2 separate regions of the Homo sapiens genome follow, and region 2 is linked to region 1. The links are chromatin contacts, found by Hi-C or POLR2A ChIA-PET in ENCODE. All regions are on one chromosome and are shown on one strand. Each heading gives the region's core, a stretch centred on a gene start or an enhancer-like site at or near the end of the contact. The rest is flanking DNA. Distances are from core to core; before and after follow the strand shown. Region 1 holds the start of C1QBP (complement C1q binding protein). Region 2 overlaps PELP1 (proline, glutamate and leucine rich protein 1).

Region 1 (6,937 bases), core at 357-2,856:
TTTAATAAATCTGAACCCTGTCTTTGGGTTATATTAATTTACTGGAGAAACTCACAGAACTCAGGGAAACACATTTACCGGTTTCATACAAAAGATATGACCAAGGATACAGATAAGGAGATGAGCAGGGTGGGGAATGGGGAAGAAGCTCCCAGCCTCCATGCCGTCCCTGGACCACCACCCTCCAGGAACCTCCATGTATTTAGCTATCAGAGGCTCTCCAAACCCTGTCCTCGGGTTTTTATGGAAGCCTCTGGACTTATCTAAATGATATAAGCTGGCTTCTTGTCCCCAGAAAAATGATGTTCCATTAGAACTTGGATGCAAGGTTGGAGGTGCAGAGAGGGAAGGTCACAAAAATTAATCATGGATCCTGCCCTTGAGGATGTCACAGTCTGGTTGGGTTTAACCTGGTTAAAGCAGCAACGCTAGGAGGTTCCTGTTGAAAAGAGAATGAAGCATATGGGCTGGGTGCGCACAAGCATGAGTTCCGAGCCGGTGGAAAAAAAGGTTCTAGAAGGCCTCTTTCAGGAAAACCCTCAGACTTTCCTTTGCTCTCACAACACAACAATCAACACAGAAGACTTATGTGGCCAAAGGTTTGGGTTTTTCCCCTCCACACTAAGCAGCAGACACCAGCTGGGTGTCCTCCAATTCAATCCCAACAGTATCTACCTGGAGATAGTGTCAGATCCCATAGGTTGAGGGCTCAGTCCCCAAGACCGCCCCCACCTTCAGACAGCAATGGCAAGTCTGGGCCTCTGAAACTTCCGACCAACCCGCTTCAAGTTGGGGTTCCCACGACCCCCCTCTTTGGATTATGTTAACTCACTGGAGCAGTTCACAGAACTCAGGGAAACACATTCACCGGTTTCATATAAAGGATATGACCAAGGATACAGATGAGATGAGCAGGGTGGGGAATGGGGAAGAAGCTCCGAGGTTCCTTGCCTACCCTGGGCCACCACCCTCCAGGAACCTCTACGTATTCAGCTGTCAGAGGCTCTGCAAACCCTCTCCTCTTGGGTTTTTATGGAAGCTTCTGGACATCAGCATCCCTTCCCCCAGGGTATATGGTGGGACCTTCTCTGGGAAGGGACTTAAGACCCATAATCAGAAATGTGGAAGGAGATTAGAGTCCTGCTTTGGGGCAGGTAAAAGGAGGGCAGGAGAAGGGGAGAGTCTGTTTCCTGAGGCCTAACACACCCAACATTATCACAGAACATTGTAACAAGGGCTATAGGAGTTACGACCCAGGAACTGTGGATGAAAACCAATACATATATATATCATAACACCACAGCCTCCTAGAGGAAAGTGACCGTGGAAGGGTCTGGTGAGAGCTGGCGGGAGACAAGAGTGCATTCCACGCAGCCCAAAAGCCTTGCGTGCTTTGAGAACAGCAGGTGGAAAGTGGGTAAGCGGCCACTAGAGGGAATTAAACAGCTTCGGACAGCGGACTCGGCAGCGCAGCAAGAAAGCTCCGGAATCCGGATTCGAGGCTTCCCGGGCTGCACCGGAGTCTCCAGCAGAGGGCGCGATTCCGCCCGCTGGCCTTAGGTCGTCAGAGCGCCGGCGCGGGAAGCGCTTCCGGGCAGGGGCGGGGCTTCCGGCGGCGCCTCAGGTCGCGGGGCGCCTAGGCCTGGGTTGTCCTTTGCATCTGCACGTGTTCGCAGTCGTTTCCGCGATGCTGCCTCTGCTGCGCTGCGTGCCCCGTGTGCTGGGCTCCTCCGTCGCCGGCCTCCGCGCTGCCGCGCCCGCCTCGCCTTTCCGGCAGCTCCTGCAGCCGGCACCCCGGCTGTGCACCCGGCCCTTCGGGCTGCTCAGCGTGCGCGCAGGTTCCGAGCGGCGGCCGGGCCTCCTGCGGCCTCGCGGACCCTGCGCCTGTGGCTGTGGCTGCGGCTCGCTGCACACCGACGGTGAGGTTTAGCGGGCCGGGGGTGTGGTTTGCGTTCAACAGAGGGAAAACGTAGACCAGGAATAGGGCCTGCAACCGACCTCTGAGGTCTGGGACATTTTTCCATTGATTGGCAACCAGCGGGCTAAACCCACGTATGATCATATTTCCCCCACCTCCCCTATCCAGCAGTTTCGTTTTCTTTTGGTAGGGGGTGAATAAAATTAAATACTAGGGTACCTTTTTCCTTAGTCTTATTCTATCGAAAGTGGACCTTTGGGAAGGCCCATGGTCGTGGTTGAAAATAGCATAGTTATATCGTTTGGCAAGTGGAAGAGGATTGGAAATTCTCCTGGTTTATAGCGGAAAGTGGTAATGCGTTCATTGTTGGAAATCACTTTTCCAGAATCAGGCTCAGCTTCCTACTACTATTATGGTATTTTTACCGATAAGGAAACAGGCTTCTAGAGTAACCGTAATAGCAGAGAGATTAGAAACAGTCCAGGTTTCTGGCTGCAATAACCTGGGTAATAGTTTTATGTTTTAGACTAACTGGCTTTCCTTTTTATGTATCTGGATTTCTTTTCTAGGAGACAAAGCTTTTGTTGATTTCCTGAGTGATGAAATTAAGGAGGAAAGAAAAATTCAGAAGCATAAAACCCTCCCTAAGATGTCTGGAGGTTGGGAGCTGGAACTGAATGGGACAGAAGCGAAATTAGTGCGGAAAGTTGCCGGGGAAAAGTAAGTACTGGTCTGGGGATCCCAGGGCAGCAACTCCCTTAACCTTGCAGGACCCATCCTGGGTCATCCCCAGAAGAGCCTTGAGTTCAGGTGTGGATACTTTGATAAATGGGTTTCAAGAGAGTGAAGGATTCATTTGGACAACTTCGTAAGCCCCAGGCAGTCCATTCACCGAACACAAATTTGCTGTGGGCTGGTTACTAAGGAGACAAAAATGTAGTGCAAAAAAGTACTGGCAGAATCAGTTTGATCTCTGATTTACAGCCCTGATAAAATAGGACACTGCTCTCTAATGTTTAGTATGGGTGAAAATGAAAAATATGTAACTTCTATGTAACAGGATGGGGTTACACTGTAGTAAGGGCTGCCATCAGAGGTGGGGAGTTTGTGACCTAAGTCAGCTCCCCCATCATCTCCTAAACTGTTAAAGTGTTTACACTTTTCTGCATTATAGTCATCCATAATCTCATTACACAGATAAACATTTGGCATCTTCCAGGTTTTTAAATTGAGCCTGGGCGCGGTGGCTCACACCCATAATCCCAGCACTTTGGGACGGGCAGATCATGAGGTCAGGAGAAAATCCTGGCTAACACTAAAACCCTGGCTCTAGTAAAAATTAACCGGGTATGGTGGCACGTGCCTGTAGTCCCAGCTACTCGGGAGGCTGAGGCAGGGGAATCGCTTGAACCTGGGAGGTGGAGGTTGCAGTGAGTCGAGATCGCGCCACCGCGCTCCAGCCTGGGCAACAGAGCAAGACGCCATCTCAATAATAAATAAATAAATTGAATTTCCTTCATAATTGACCTTATGATGTGTATGTAATTTTTTTAAATCACAGCTTTTATGAGATTTAATTGAGATGGCATACGATTTACCCATTTATTGAAGTTTATTAAATTAAGTGGTTCTTAGTCCTCGCAGAATTATGCATCAGTTATCACTACCTAATTCTAGAACACTGTTGTCATCCCCAAACAATACCTATTAGCAGTCACTCATTATTCCTCCCTGTAGCCACCCCAGGTAATCACTAAGCTACTTTCTCTATGGGATTGCCTCTTTTGGACATTTCATATAAATGGAGTCATACAATTTGTAGCTTCCCCCCCCAACCCCACGGAGTCTTGCTCTGTCACCCAGGATGGAGTGCAGTGGTGCGATCTTGGCTCACTGCAACCTCTGCCTCCCAGGTTCTGACAATTCTCCTGCCTCAGCCTCCTTAGCTGGGATTACAGGCGTGCGTCCGGTTAATTTTTGTATTTTTAGTAGAGACAGGGTTTCACCGTGTTGGCCAGGCTGGTCTCAAAGTCCTGACCTCGTGATCCGCCCGCCTTGGCCTCCCAAAGTGCTGGGATTTCAGGTGTGAGCCACCCTGCCCACCCTATTTACCTTTTTAATTGTTGGGTTGTAAAAGTTAAGTTTTTCTGGGTACAACTATCTTATCAAATTAATGATTTGTAAGTACTGTTTCCCATCTTGTGGGTTTCCTTTTCACTTTCTTGGTAATGTCCTCTGACACAAAAGTTTTTAATTTTGAGGAAGTTCAGTTTACCTATTTTTTTGGTCGCTTGTGCTTTTTTATTTATTTTTTACTTTGCTTCTAATTCACCAAGTGCAACTTGTGCTTTTTTAGTGTCACGTCTAAGAAACCACTGCCTAACCCAAGGTTGTGAAGATGTATGCCTTAATTTTTTCAAAGTTTTCTAGTTTTAGCTCTTAGTTTAGGTCTGTGATTCATTTTGAATATGGTGTGAAGTAGGGTCCTGATTCTCTTGCCTGTTGCATAGTGTGTTTTTGCCCTACACAGGTCAATTGTGTCTTCTGTAATCTCACCTAAACACCATTTGCGCAAGGTTTTCATAGCTATTTGGGGGCCATTAAAAATAATGCTCTGATGAACGTCATTCAATTTCTGTGCCCAGGAGCTCAGCTTAGTCAGCACAGTTGGAATTAGACAGATTTTGTCAACCTCAGACTGCCTCTGTTGCCATGGAAAGGTGGCTTCCTGGCAGAGCAGCTAGTTAGCACAAGTGGAGGGCGGCACTTCATGTACTCTTTTTTTTTTTTTTTTTTTTCTGACAGAGTCTTGCTGTGTCTCCAGGCTGGAGAGCAGTGGCGTGATCTCGGCTCACTGCAACCTCCACCTCCCAGGTTCAAGCAATTCTCCTGCCTCAGCCTCCTGAGTAGCTGGGATTACAGGCGCGTACCACCACGCCCAGCTAATTTTTTTTTTTTTTTTTTTTTTGTATTTTTTAGTAGAGATGGAGTTTCATCGTGTTGGCCAGGATGGTCTCGATCTCTTGACCTCGTGATCTGCCCACCTCGGCCTCCCAAAGTGCTGGGATTACAGGCGTGAGCCACTGCGCCCAGCCTTCATGTACTCTTGTGTGGAATGGTGCCTGCCAGAGTTGCATAGCCCAGCAGTTTTGGTTCTAAACCTTATGTCCCAAGAATTTTGACTCAAACTTTGGAACATGATTTGTCAGGTGTGGATTCTTGCACCTTAAAATTGTCACTAGTTGGTGTGTCTGGCCTGCTTTGTGATTATGAAACTTCCCACAAGTACTCTAAGGGATGAGTCTCTACTACAGCCCTTGTTCTTTGTGAGGCATTCCCTTCCCCGTTCCAGGGCTGCTCTCGGTGTTTAGCAGAGGCACCCTCCATCGCTTCTTCCTTTCCTTGCAGGGCAAATTTTCTGACGGGGAAAGTCTCTTAAAGGGGCTTCTGTTCCATCTCACCAGCCTCTCAGGTCCTTACTTTGACCAAGGGTTCCCTGGAAAGACCAGGGTGGGCAGTGTCAGCTGGCTGTGGCCATGAGATGCCCAGTCAGCACATGGCAGTGAGCCCTGGGGTACTGGCCCTGTTGGGAGTAACCCATGCATGACTTGTTTGGCTGAGATAAACTGAGGCCAGCTTTGGCTTCCAGCAGCTGGTACATGGTAGGCACACTTCAGACCTGCTGAGTCACTCAGGATTGGATGTAGGCACCCAGCCTAGTTTGAAGTTCTGCATATAATTCAGCCAGCTAGGACAGAGACATTGTTTCAATACGCCTTTTTAACTGTAGCAGATTTCCATGTTTATGTGTTAACCTGCTCGGTTAAAACCATGCCTTGTCTGTTTTGCCTTGTCTGTTTTCCCTTGCCGTTTTAGAATCACGGTCACTTTCAACATTAACAACAGCATCCCACCAACATTTGATGGTGAGGAGGAACCCTCGCAAGGGCAGAAGGTTGAAGAACAGGAGGTAAGCTAATACTATAATCAGCTTTTACCTCAGTTCTGACAGGCTGTGCCTGGGGCTTAGAGGAGGAGCGTTTTTCTTTGGTCTTTCAAAAAAAAAAAATTCCTCTAAGTCCAGTCGCATGGCTCACGCCTATAATCCCAGCACTTTGGGAGGCCGAGACGGGCAGATCACGAGGTCAAGAGATCGAGACCATCCTGGCCAACATGGTGAAACCCCGTCTCTACTAAAAATACAAAAATTAGCTGGGCATGGTGGCAGGTCCCTGTAATCCCAGCTACTCGGGAGGCTGAGGCAGGAGAATCGCTTGAACCCGGGAGGCAGAGGTTGCGGTGAGCCAAGATCACACCACTGCACTCCAGCCTGGCGACAGAGCAAGACTCTGTCTCAAAAAAAAAAAAAAAAAAAAAAGAGAGAGAGAATGGCAGGGGCATAAGAGACTTTAACTGGATCATGCCTACTCTTCAAACATTTCAGGAAGTGCTGTGCCCAGCCTAGTAACCAGCCAGTATGAGGGCCACAGAGTCCCTAGACATTCTGCCCAAGAGCCATCAGTACAGTGTTGGGTCATGACCTGGTGTGGACGGCGCAGCTCTCTGGTGTGCTGCTTTCCCAGCCACCCCAACTAGCATCTCCCTGACGTTGGACCCAGTCTGCTCCCAGAGCTCCGCATCAGAGGAAAAGCTGCTGCTGTTATTCAGCCATAAGGATGGCCAGGTTCCCCAGCCTTTGACCCTGGTCCCTTATGAAGACTCCTGGAACAGTCAAGCTGGAAAGAGATCTTGAAACTTTAGGAAAGCTTTGCAGTGTACGGGTGGAGGAAAAGGCTTGGAATGTTAAGGGACTGATATAAACTCAGTTAATTGGCACATAGCTGAGGCTGGTATCCACATTTCTTAACTGAAAACCCAGTGTGTTATTTAACCAAGCAGGGTGCCAACAGAAGTGAGATCAAGCTCTTCATTTGGGAATAGTATGGCATAAGACTATTCAAATGGCTACATAATATCCTAATAGTGGTGGCCATCAGACACTCTGAACAGAGATCCTTG
Region 2 (6,386 bases), core at 2,271-4,770, 740 kb after region 1:
GCATCTGTAATCCTGTAATCCCAGCCATTCAGGAGGCTGAGGCAGGAGAATCGCTTGAACTCGGGGCAGAGGTTGCAGTGAGCCGAGATCGCGCCTCTGCACTCTAGCCTGGGTGATAGAGTGAAACTCTGTCTCAAAAAAAAAAAAAAAAAAAAAAATCACCCTCTAGGGCTGGGTGCAGTGACTCACATCTGTAATCCCAGCACTTTGGGAGGCTGAGATGGGTAGATCATTTGATGCCAGGAGTTCGAGACCAGCCTGACCAACATGGCGAAACCTCATCTTTACTAAAAATGCAAAAATTAGCTGGGCGTGGTGACGCATGCCTGTAATCCCAGCTAATCAGGAGACTGAGGCAGGAGAATTGCTTGAGCCTGGGAGGCAGACATTGCAGTGAGCCGAGATTGCGCCTGCGAACTCTGGCCTGGGCAACAGAGGGAGACTTTGTCTCAAAAAACAAACAAATCACCCTCTAGCTACTGCCTCATTTGCCATTTGTGTACTTCCTTTTATGGCAAAAACTCCTTGAAAGTGTTATCTGTACTTTTTGTCTCTCCTTCTTCTTCTTTTAGCGTTACTTTGAAATAACTGAAAATTTACAGAAAAGTTGGAACAATATTTGAAAGAATTTCAATATATACCCTTCTCCTAGATTCTCCATTTTTTTTTTCTTTTTGAGATGGAGTCTTGCTTTGTTGCCCAGGCTGGAGTGCAGTGGTGCGATTTTGGCTCACTGCAAGCTCTGCCTCCCGGGTTCACGTCATTCTCCTGTCTCAGCCTCCCAAAGTAGCTGGGACTACAGTTGCCCACCACCATGCCCGGCTATTTTTTTGTATTTTTAGTGGAGACGGGGTTTCACCGTGTTAGCCAGGACGGTCTCAATCTCCTGACCTCGTGATCCGCCCGCCTCGGCACTCGAAGTGCTGGGATTACAGGCCTGAGCCACCGCACCTGGCTGGATTCTTCAGTTTTTAAATGCATATTTATGTTATTCTGATAATGACAGATCTCCTAAACTATCATTCTGAGAATAACATAAATGCACATTTGAAAACTGGAGAATTCTGGGTGAAGAGGATACAGGAATTCTTTCAGATATTTTTTCTGGGTCCATTTAGGAGTAAGTTGCAGATATGTCCTTTTACTTTGACATATTTTAGTGTGTATTTCCTTAAAAACAAGGACATTCTCTTACATAATCATACTCTATCATCATGATCAGAGAATTAATATTGGTACAATAAATTATTTAACCTACAGATCTTTTTTAAGTTTTGCCATCAGTTCTCCTAAAGGCATCCATTATAACAACAACAACAACAACAACATTTCTAGTCCAGGATTTAATGCAGGATCACATGTTGCATTTAGTTGTTTTTTTTGTTGTTGTTTGTTTTGCCTTGTTTTTTTTTTTTTGAGACAATCTCAGTCTGTTGCCTAGGCTGGAGTGCCGTGGCATGATCTTGGCTCACTGGAACCTCCGCCCCCTGGGTTTAAGCGATTCTCCTGCCTCAGCCTCCCAAGTAGCTGGGATTACAAGCGCCTGCTACCATGCCTGGCTAATTTTTTTTCTTTTTTTTTTTTTAGTAGCGATGGGGTTTCGCCATGTTGGCCAGGCTGGTCTCGAACTCCTGACCTCAGATCATCCACCCGCGTTGTCCTCCCGAAGTGCTGGCGTGAGCCACCGCGCCCAGCTTGCTTTTAGTTATAATGTCTCTTTAGTATTCTTTAATCTGAAATAGTTCTTCAGCCTTTGTCTTATGATCTTGATATTTTTAAAGAGTACAGAATAGTTATTTCGTAGGATGCCCCTCAGGTTAGGATCTAATCATGAGGAAACAGCAGACAAATTAAACTGGAGATTTGTGCGTTTTCAGCAAGAATACTGCAGAAGTCGTCCAGGTGCAGTGGCTCATGCCTGTTATCCCAGCATGAGATTCAGAGGCTTAGTGGGAGGCCGAAGTGGGAGGATCACTGAGTGCAGGAGTTCAAGACTAGCTTGGGCAACATGGCAAGACCCTATCTCTACAAAAAAAAAAAAAAAAAACCTTGCAGAAATGATGTGTCATTCTTGGTGCATCACATCAGGAGCACGTATTCTAGGTTAAGCAGGTCTCTGCCAGATTTCTTCACTGTTATAAAGGTATGATTTTTTTTTTTTCCATTTGTAGTTAAGTGTCTTGGGGGGAGATAATGTGAATGTCTTAGGTCTTGTCAACCTTTCACCCACTCATTTTAACATCTATTAAAGGTTCTTCCCTGAATGAATTATTACTATGATGGTTGTTCCGTTGAACTCATTACATTCAGGCTTTTAGCCTAAATGCTGCCGAAACAACCCTTTGCTGGGTGAAATGGTAACTCTTGAAGATCACTGGTGTCCATCAAGACATTAAGTTCAAAGGTCAATTTGGGTCATCATATTTGACTTATCGCTACCATTTGATACAGTTAATTATACTTTCCTATTTAAAAAACTGTCTTCACTTGACTTCTGGGATATCTCTCCCCTGTCTTTTTGTTTTTGTTTGTTTGTTTCATTGAGACAGGGTCTCGCTGTGTTGCCCAGGCTGGAGTGCAGTGGCGCGATCATAGCTTACTGCATCCTTGATCTTCCAGGCTGAGGCAGTCCGCCCTGCTCAGCCTTCTGGGTAGCTGGGACCACAGGTGTGTGCCCCCACACCCAGCTAATCTGTTTGATTTTTAGTAGAAACAAGGTCTCGCTATGTTGCTGAGGCTGGTCTTGAACTCTTGAGCTCAAGCAGTCTTCCCACTTTAGCCTCCTAAAGTACTGGGATTATAGGCGTTAGTCACCCTCCCAGCCCCTCTCCTCTCCTCTCGATTCTCCTGTTATCACACTGGTTACTCCTTTCCAGTAAAGACTGATCCCTCCTCACCTCTGTGACCTCTGAAGGTTTGAGTGCCTACAACCCAGGCCTTGCACTGTTTCTCTTCTCTTTACTCTTATTCCCTTGGTGAACTGATCCAGTCTCAAGGCCCACACCTCTTGAGTTTACATCTCCAGCCAGAAGTTCTCTTCACACTTGTCTAGCCGGTGCCTATTTGGCATCTCCGTTTTCATGTTAAATACACATCACAGATTGAACAGATCTGAAACTGAGCTCCCTATTGTCACCCCAAAACCTGCTCCTCCTGCATTAGTTCCCTTCTCGGTGAATGGCAGCTTCATCTTTCTAGTTGTTCAGCAAAAAACCTTGGCATTATCTTGGACCCTTCTTTTTATTTTCCACCCATATCCAGTTTGACGGCACATCCCGTTGGCTCTACCTTCACAGTACTTCCTGATTTTGACTGCTTTGTATCGCCACAGTTACCACATTCTTCAAGCTGCATCATCATTTGTCTGGAATATTACAGTAACCTTCTACCTCATCTGTTTGCTTCTGCCTTCTCAACAAGACAACACAAATGCTGTTGATTAAAAACAAAGCAAAACAAAAAGCAAACCAGAAGTCAGATATTGTCACTCCTGTGCGCAATTTCTCTCTCCCCCTCGTGGCTTTTATCTTACTCAGGGTGAAAGTCGGTAATCACCTATATGTCTCTGCACAGTCTGGTCCCACTCCCTTAACCTTCATCATTGGTTACTCCTCTCCACCTTGCTCACTTTTCTCCATCAACAATTTGTCTCCTTGTTGTTCTTTGGAAATAACGAAGTATGCTCTCATCTCATAGTCTTCGCTCTTTTTATTTTTCTTTTTTGAGACAGGATGTTGCTTTGCTGTTCAGGCTGGAGTGTAGTGGTGGCGATCATGGCTCACTGCAGTCTTGACCTCCCGGGGTCAAGCAGCCCTCCCACCTTAGCCTCCCAAGTAGCTGTGACCACAGGTGCCCTCCACCATGTTCGGCTAATTTTTAAAAATTCTTTGTGGAGAATGGGGGTCTCCCTCGGTTGCACAGGCTGATCTTGACCTCCTGGGCTCAAGCCATCCTCCTGCCTTGGCCTCCCAGTGTTGGGATTACAGTCATGAGCCCCTTGCCCAGCCTGTTTTTTTTTTTTTTCTTTTCCTGGAACACTCTTTTTTTTATGGTTATCAGTATGCCTTTTTATAAAAACAGCTTTACTGCGGGGGTTCATGGTGGTTCACTCCTGTAATCCCAGCACTTTCGGAGGCCAAGGTGGGCGGATCACCTGAGGTCAGGAGTTGGAGACCAGCCTGACCAATATGGTGAAACCACACCACCACGTCTGGCTAATTTTTGTATTTTTAGTAGATTTTTAGATGTTTAGTTTCGCCACGTTGGCAAGGCTGTTCTCAAACTCCTAACCTCAAATGATCTGCCCACCTTGGCCTCCCCAAGTGCTGGGATTACAGGCGTGAATCACTGCCCCCTGCCAGATTTTTTTTTTTTTTTTTTTTTTTTTTAAGAGAGAGGGTCTCACTCTTTTGCCCAGGCTGGAGTATAGTAGTGTGTTCATAGCTCACTGCAGCCTTGAACGCCTGGATTCAAGCGATCCTTCTGCCTCAGCCTCCCGAGTAGCTGGGACTGCAGGTGCATGCCATTGCACCTGGCTAATTTTTAAAAATTTTTGTAGAGATGGTGTCTCTCTGTGTTGCCCAGGCTGGTATGGAACTCCTGGCCTCAAGTGATTCGCCTGCCTTGGTTTCCCAGAATTTTGGGATTATAGGCCACCGTGCCTGGCCAAAACAGCTTTATTGAGAAATAATTCACAAACCATACAATTTAGCCATTTTATTTATTTATTTTTTCCAGACGGAGTCTCACTCTGTTGCCGAGGCTGGAGTGCAGTGGCGTGATCTCGGCTCACTGCGACCTCTGCCTCCCGGGTTCAAGCGATTCTCCTGCCTCAGCCTCCCTAGTAGTTGGGATTACGGGCGCCCGCCACCATGTCCGGCTAATTTTTGTATTTTTCAGTAGAGACGGGTTTTCATCATGTTGGCCAGGCTGGTCTCAAACTCCTGACCTCGTGATCCACCCGCTTCGGCTGCCCAAAGTGCTGGAATTACAGGCATGAGCCACGGTGCCTGGCCTTTTATTTTTTTCGAAATGGAGTCTCACATTGTCACCCAGGCTGGAGTACAGTGGTGCAATCTTGGCAAACTGCAATTTCTGCATCCTGGGTTCAAGCGATTCTCCCGGGTTCAAGCGATTCTCCCGGGTTCAAGCGATTCTCTCAGGTTCAAGCGATTCTCCTTCCTTAGCCTCCCGAGTAGCTGGGATTACAGGCGCCCACCACCACGCCTGGCTAATTTTTGTATTTTTAGTAGAGCCGGGGTTTCACCATGTTGGCCAGGCTGGTCTTGAACTCCTGACCTCATGATCCACCTGCCTCGGCCCCCCAAAGTGCTGGCATTACAGGCGTAAGCCACCGCGCCCGGCCCATTTTATTTTTATTTTATTTTATTTTTTTTGAGGTGGAGTCTCATTCTGTCACCCAGGCTGGAGTGCAGTGTCACGATCTTGGCTCATTGCGACCTCCGCCTCCCGTTCTCAAGCGGTTCTCCTGCCTCAGCCTTTGGAGTAGCTGGGATTACAGGCGCCTGCCACCACGCCTGGCTGATTTTTTTTTTTTTGTATTTTTGGTAGAGATGGCGTTTCACCATGTTGGCCAGGCTGGTCTCAAACCCCTGACCTCAGGTGGTCTGCCCACCTTGGCCTCCCAAAGTACTGGGATTATAGGCATGAGCCACTGCGCCCGGCCACAGTTCACTCACTTAGAGTATACAATTCCGTGGATTTAGTATATTTGCAGAGTTGTGCGGTCATTGCTGTGCTCAGTTTTGGAACATTTTCATCACTCCATAAAGAAATTCTGTACCCACTTACAGTCATTCCCATTGCCCACCAAGCCCTCCCTGGCTGCCTCCAGCTTTAGGCAAACAGTAATCTACTTTTTTTCTTTAGAGATTTGCCTATTCTGGCCATTTGATAGAAATGAATTGTATAATATGTAGCCTTTGGGTTTGGCTTCTTTCACTTAGCAGTCAGTTTTCAAGGTTCATCCATGTGTCAAGACTTTATTACTCTTTTCTGTTTTGCTGTGTTGGGTCTTGTGTTGCCTAGGCTGGATTCAAACTCTCAGGATTAGTCAAGTGATTCTTATGCCTCAGCCTCCCAAGTAGCTGGGACTACAGGCGGGTGCCATTGTGCCCGGCTAAAACTTCATTCCTATTTATGGCCTTTTATGCAATAGTCCCCTCTTATCTGTGCTTTCCCTTTCCATGGTTTTACTTACCTGTGGTCAACCGTGGTCTGAAAATATTAGGTGGAAAATTCCAGAAATAAGTAATTCATAAGTTTTAAATTACGTGCCATTCTGAGCAGCGTGATGGACTCTCGAGGAGTTCTGCTTCATCCTACCTGGGACGTGAATCGGACATGAATCATCCTTTTGTCCAGTG

Evidence for each region. A loop is a pair of places that touch in the nucleus more often than their neighbours do. ChIA-PET counts read pairs that join two places held with the same protein, here RNA polymerase II (POLR2A). Pooled maps may share reads with other maps.
Region 2: a pooled map shows a loop between it and region 1 (4-fold over the local background). The contact joins the enhancer-like site here to the promoter of C1QBP in region 1. A Hi-C loop is called at or near these places in 1 of 50 pooled maps. POLR2A ChIA-PET finds 5 or more read pairs at or near these places in 3 of 52 experiments (GM10248, H1 and activated B cell).

Annotation. Positions count from the first base shown.
Region 1 is chr17:5,433,824-5,440,760 of GRCh38, reverse strand. It overlaps C1QBP (complement C1q binding protein), which reads left to right and starts at 1,606. Exons shown (of 6, transcript NM_001212.4): 1 at 1,606-1,919; 2 at 2,488-2,638; 3 at 5,795-5,888. The coding sequence starts at 1,688. RefSeq lists an enhancer at 1,210-1,389 and silencers at 1,449-1,631, 1,610-1,779, 1,890-1,939.
Region 2 is chr17:4,693,670-4,700,055 of GRCh38, reverse strand. All of the region lies in intron 1 of PELP1 (proline, glutamate and leucine rich protein 1), which reads left to right. Among named protein-coding and RNA genes, the nearest start is that of PELP1, 7.3 kb to the left of the region's middle. RefSeq lists enhancers at 1,534-1,703, 2,612-2,781, 3,411-3,480, 4,674-4,843. Within about 2 kb of position 3,520, at least 4 of the 41 ENCODE cell types and tissues checked have a DNase peak (open chromatin) inside an H3K27ac peak, as active enhancers do.